Linked DNA regions of Homo sapiens: region 2 is linked to region 1. A link is an interaction called in ENCODE POLR2A ChIA-PET data of the cell type or tissue named here. Cell type or tissue: CD4-positive, alpha-beta T cell. All regions are shown on one strand.

What was found. ChIA-PET counts read pairs that join two places held together with the same protein. Peaks named below come from ENCODE experiments on the same cell type or tissue, not always from the same donor. Only the 100,000 strongest peaks of a DNase experiment are listed, where the experiment ranks them.
Region 2: POLR2A ChIA-PET joins it to region 1 with 7 read pairs; 3 of 35 experiments call an interaction of 5 or more read pairs at or near these places.

Annotation. Positions count from the first base shown.
Region 1 is chr17:39,847,487-39,849,986 of GRCh38, reverse strand. The region is part of intron 1 of IKZF3 (IKAROS family zinc finger 3); the gene reads left to right. Among named protein-coding and RNA genes, the nearest start is that of IKZF3, 16 kb to the left of the region's middle. In CD4-positive, alpha-beta T cell, no CTCF peak of the experiment used is centred here; a DNase peak (open chromatin) is centred at 1,206.
Region 2 is chr17:39,966,541-39,969,040 of GRCh38, reverse strand. The region is part of intron 3 of GSDMA (gasdermin A); the gene reads right to left. Among named protein-coding and RNA genes, the nearest start is that of GSDMA, 4.8 kb to the right of the region's middle. In CD4-positive, alpha-beta T cell, no CTCF peak of the experiment used is centred here; a DNase peak (open chromatin) is centred at 1,430; H3K27ac peaks cover 255 bases.

The sequences.
Region 1 (2,500 bases):
TAGGTGTATGTTTAGGTTTGATACATATTGCCAAAGAGTTTCCAAAGTGGTTGGATCAGTTTACCCTCCCACTAGCAATGTCTGAGAGTTATACTTGTTCCACATCTTTTTGTTAACACTTGCTATTATCAGTCTTTTTAATTTTTACCATTCTTTTGGGTGTGTAGTGAGTGGTATTTCATTGTGGTTTTAATTTAATTTGCATTTTCCTGATGAGTAATTACATTGAGTGTCTTTTCTTATGTTTATCGGCCATTTTGGATCCTCTTTCCTGAAGCGTCTAAGGTTTTCTGGTCATTCACGTTTTTTTGTTTGTTTGTTTTGTTTTTTTTCCTGAGACGGAGTCTCGCTCTGTTGCCCAGGTTGAAGTTCAGTGGTGCAATCTCGGCTTACTGCAACCTCCACCTCCCAGCGATTCTCCTGCCTCAGCCTCCTGAGTAGCTGGGATTACAGGTGACTACCGCCCCACCTGGCTAATTTTTGTGTTTTTAGTAGAGGTGGAGTTTCACCATGTTGGCCAGGCTGGTCTCAAACTCCTGACCTCAGGTGATCCGCCTGCCTTGGCCTCCCAAAGTGCTGGGATTACAGGCATGAGCCACCACGCCTGGCTGGATTTTTTTTTTTTAATTGGGTTGTCTTTTTTCATACTGATTTTGTGGGCTTTTTTTTTTTTTTTCCAGGTGCTATCACACCTGGCTAATTTTTGTATTGTTTTAGTAGAGACAGGGTTTTAGCATGTTGGCCAGGCTGGTCTCAAACTCCTGACCTCAGGTGGTTTGTCTGCCTTGGCCTCCCAAAGTGCTGGGATTACAGGCTTGAGCCACTGCACCCAGCCAGTAATGTGTACTTTGTCAGATGTGTAATACAAATACTTTATCCCAGTCTGTAACTTGTTTATTTTTCTTAATCTATTTGATGAATAGAATTCTTAATTTTAATGAAGATTAATTTATCAGCTTCTTTTTTGTGACTAAGTGCTGCTTATATCTTGCTAAAGAATTCTTTGCCAGGCACGTTGGCTCCCACCTGTAATCCTACCACTTTGGGAGGGTAAAGCGGGAGGATCATTCAAGGCCAAGAGTTTAAAACCAGCCTGGGCAACATAATGAGACCCCATCTCTCCAAACATTTTTTTAAAAATTAGCTGAGTGTAGTGATGCACACCTGTAGTCTCAGCTACTCAGGAAGCTGAGGTGGGCAGATTGCTTAAGCCCAGGAGTTCCGGGCTGCAGTGAGCTACGTCATGTCACTGCATTCCAGCCTGTGCAACAGAGTGAGACCCTGTCTCTAAGAAAAAAAGAAAAATAAATCTTTACCTACTCCAGGGTCATGAGAATATTCTGTTTTCCTCTAGAAGTTTGATTGTTTCAACTTTCATATTTAGCTCTGTTACCCACTTCAAATTAATGATTCTATTTTTGGCTCCAGCTATTTTACAGTTATAAAACTAGGCATTTTACAGTTATAAAACAAGTCTTCATTTCAATATGTTAGATTCAATCATTTTACCAGAAACATCTTTTTAAAGTAGCAATGACATGAAATGCCCATTTTTCCTTTTCTCTCTGCATGTTCATTTGGTAGCATGTGATATACAAGGTAAAATTGGAATGTATGTTTTTGTCTACAACTTAAGGGTAACTGACCTTTGAAGGAAAATAACACTAGACACTGACTTTGTTGTTTTAACAACAGTTGTCAGCAGTTCACCTGTGCCCCACGGTCTACAGTTTCCTCATTAAACACTTAATCTAGGAGAAAAAATGGAATGCTTTATTTTTTTTTAAAGGGGGAGGGTAGGAAGAACTGGAACAGTAACTTGGTTGTATTTGATCTGGTGTTTTTAAGCAAGCAGTCTTGATGTTTCTTAACATTTACCTTAGCCCAAGGAAATAGGGAAGGAAGTATTTCATGATTGGAGGGATTACTCTCACTTTAATGCATGTCTTTGTTTTTGTTATCTTCCTTTCCCCTCAATCAGCAATAATGCACAGTCAGTTAGGGTGTTTGAAATTAATTGGATCTAAAATTTCTTCTAGTTCTGGCCTTCTAAAATCTGTAATCTGTATAGGAAGGCATTTAAAACACGATTTAAATTCTCTGAAGCAACAGTAAAACTCAAGAGACAAATCCTGCTTCTCTTCTTAATGTGTCACTGACTTTGTGCCCTTGGGCGATTACTGGCCTTTATGTTTTTTGTCATTATTTGTATCTTGGATTTTGTCTGTAAAATGGGGAAAATAATAAATGCCATTGCCCCTATTTATCTTCCAGAATTGTTATGAGAAAAAAAGAAATCTCATTGCACTATTAGGCTGAGTGCTTGATGCCACGTTTTTGGAGAGCCACAGGCAAACAAAAACGGGTTCAGAAGACAGCTCTCACCATGGTCAGGAAACTGGGTGGTAACATCTGAGCTATAACTTATCCTGTATGTTCCCAGAAAGCTGAACTAGGACCTGAAATAGACATTTCAGTAAATTTGAGTTCAGCTACATTT
Region 2 (2,500 bases), 120 kb before region 1:
TTGTGTGTATCTTCACTTTGACCTCTTTCCTGAGCTCCAGGCCCTTATTTCCAATCACCTGTTCAACATGCTCAGCTGATGTCTCAGCAGAACCAGAAACTCAAAACATCCAAAAGGAACTCACAATCTCCAAATCTACCTCTAACCTGTGTCTTCCTGTTTGTCACCTGTAATGGTAGCTTTAATGTCCTATAATGTCACAACCTGGGTAAAATCTCGCAGTCACCTTTGACAAAACCCTTTCCCTCATCCTGCAATCAGCTACCAAGCCCAGGCCATTCTATCACCGTTGGCAATGGGCATTGCATCCATTCCTCCCTCTTCACTCCTCTTGCCCTTCCCCAGCTCGGGTCCTCAGTTTTCGTTGCTCATGGGATAGAAGAACAGTGTCTTGGCTGGGGGTGGTGGCTCACGCCTGTAATCCCAGCACTTTGGGAGGCCGAGGTAGGCGGATCACCTGAGGTCAGGAGTTCGAGACCAGCCTGGCCAACATGGTAAAACCCCATCTCTTCCAAAAATACAAAAATTAGCTGGATGTAGTGGCGTGCGCCTGCAATCCCAGCTACTCAGGAGGCTGAGGCAGGAGGACTGCTTGAACCTGGGAAGCGGAGGTTGCAGTGACCTGGTATCGTGTCACTGCACTCCAGCCTGTGCAACAGAGAGAGACTCCGTCTCAAAAAAAAAAAAAAAAAAAAAAAAAAGACCGGGCTCAGTGGCTCACGCCTGTAATCCCAGCACTTTTGGGGGCTGAGGCAGGCGGATCACCTCAGGTCAGGAGTACAAGACCAGCCTGACTAACATGGTGAAACCCCATCTCTACTAATAATACAAAAATTAGCCGGGTGTGGTGGCTCACGAGCCACCTTACCTCCTTCTTTCAACCACTACTTAACTGGGATTACTTCCCTGTAATCCCAGAACTTTGGGAGGCCGAGGCGGACAGATCACAAAGTCAGGAGTTCGAGATCAGCCTAGCCAATATGGTGAAACTCCGTCTCTACTAAAAATATAAAAAATTAGCTGGGTGTGGTGACAGACACCTGTAGTCCCAGCTACTTGAGAGGCTGAGGCTGGATAATTGCTTGAACCCAGGAGGCGGAGTTTGCAGTGAGCTGAGATCGTGCCACTGCACTCCAGCCTGGGCGACAGAGCGAGACTCCATCTCAAAATAAATAAATAAATAAAATAAATAAATAAAAAATTATCCGGGCGTAGTGGCGGGCACCTGTAAACCCAGCTACTCGTGAGGCTGAGGCAGGAGAATTGCTTGAACCTGGGAGGCGGAGGTTGCGGTGAGCCAAGATTGCACCACTGCACTCCAGCCTGGGCAACAAGAGCGAAAAACTGTTTCAAACAAAAAAAGAAGAAAAGTGTCTTGCCTTGTCTGACTGCTTCAAACCCCTGTTCCTCTTCCCCTATCTGACACACTTCCTCCATCTGGCTGGATTAGTCATGGGACACATCAGAACATTTTCAGGATCTTCCTGGTGCCTACAATTCAGTCTCCTGGAGCTGCCACTTGCCTCTTCCATGGTTTGGGTTCACCTGCATTTCCTGCTCGTTCTACTCGCACCTCTTCCGCCCCTGCTATGCTGGCTGTTCCTGGCCCTTGGTGGTTTTGAGATTGCTCACCTGTGTGCCTTCATAATACCCTTCTCCCAGCCCTGCATGCCCAATTTCTGCTCATCTTTCAAGGCCCAAAACAGAGGCTGCCATGTCTGTGAGATCTTCCCTTATTTCCCCAGCCAGAAGTCCCTTTGACCTGCCACAAGACTCAGTCAAACCATCCCTACAGCACTTAGCACTTCTTGGCTTTGATTATAATTACTGTTGCACAGGTTTTTAAAATTTTCACCTTCCTAGACTGCAAGGTTCTTGGACAAAGATGTTCTAGGCGCACCCCAGCCCGTAGTAGAGTGCTTTACTATATACATGCTTGCTGGATGACTACCCCAGCCTTTCCTTCTGGCCTTCACAGTCCTTACCTCCTTCTTTCAACCACTACTTAACTACTTAAAAGTCAGTTCCCGTGTCAAGCCAAACATCCGGTGGTGCCCAGCATCAATGTGGCACCTGCCACACCCTTTGTGCTGTGGGGCAGCATTCCCGAGGGCGTGCTTAGTGTGTATTGGGGTCAGGCAGGAGGCTTCATTTATGGGAGCAGAACACAGTGCTCAGGTCTCAGCTGGGGGCAGTTAAGACACATCCCTCCTTTTTCTAGTGTATTGCATAGTCTTAGAGTTAGAAGGAGCCTTAGAGATGATCATTCAATCCTGTCATTTTGCAGAAAAGAAAACTGAGGTCCCAAGAGAAGTGACTTTTCCAAGATCACACAGCAAGCTAGTGTGGACATCATCTTCCCTGTGCATGCGTGACAGTGGGGAGGTGGTCCTGGAGACGGTGGCAGCAGCGGGAGGTGTGACTAGGAAATGGCCTGGATGCAGCCATGGGCCAGAAGGGTTGCCTCCAAGAGCTCCCCTGTCATGACCACATTGGCAAA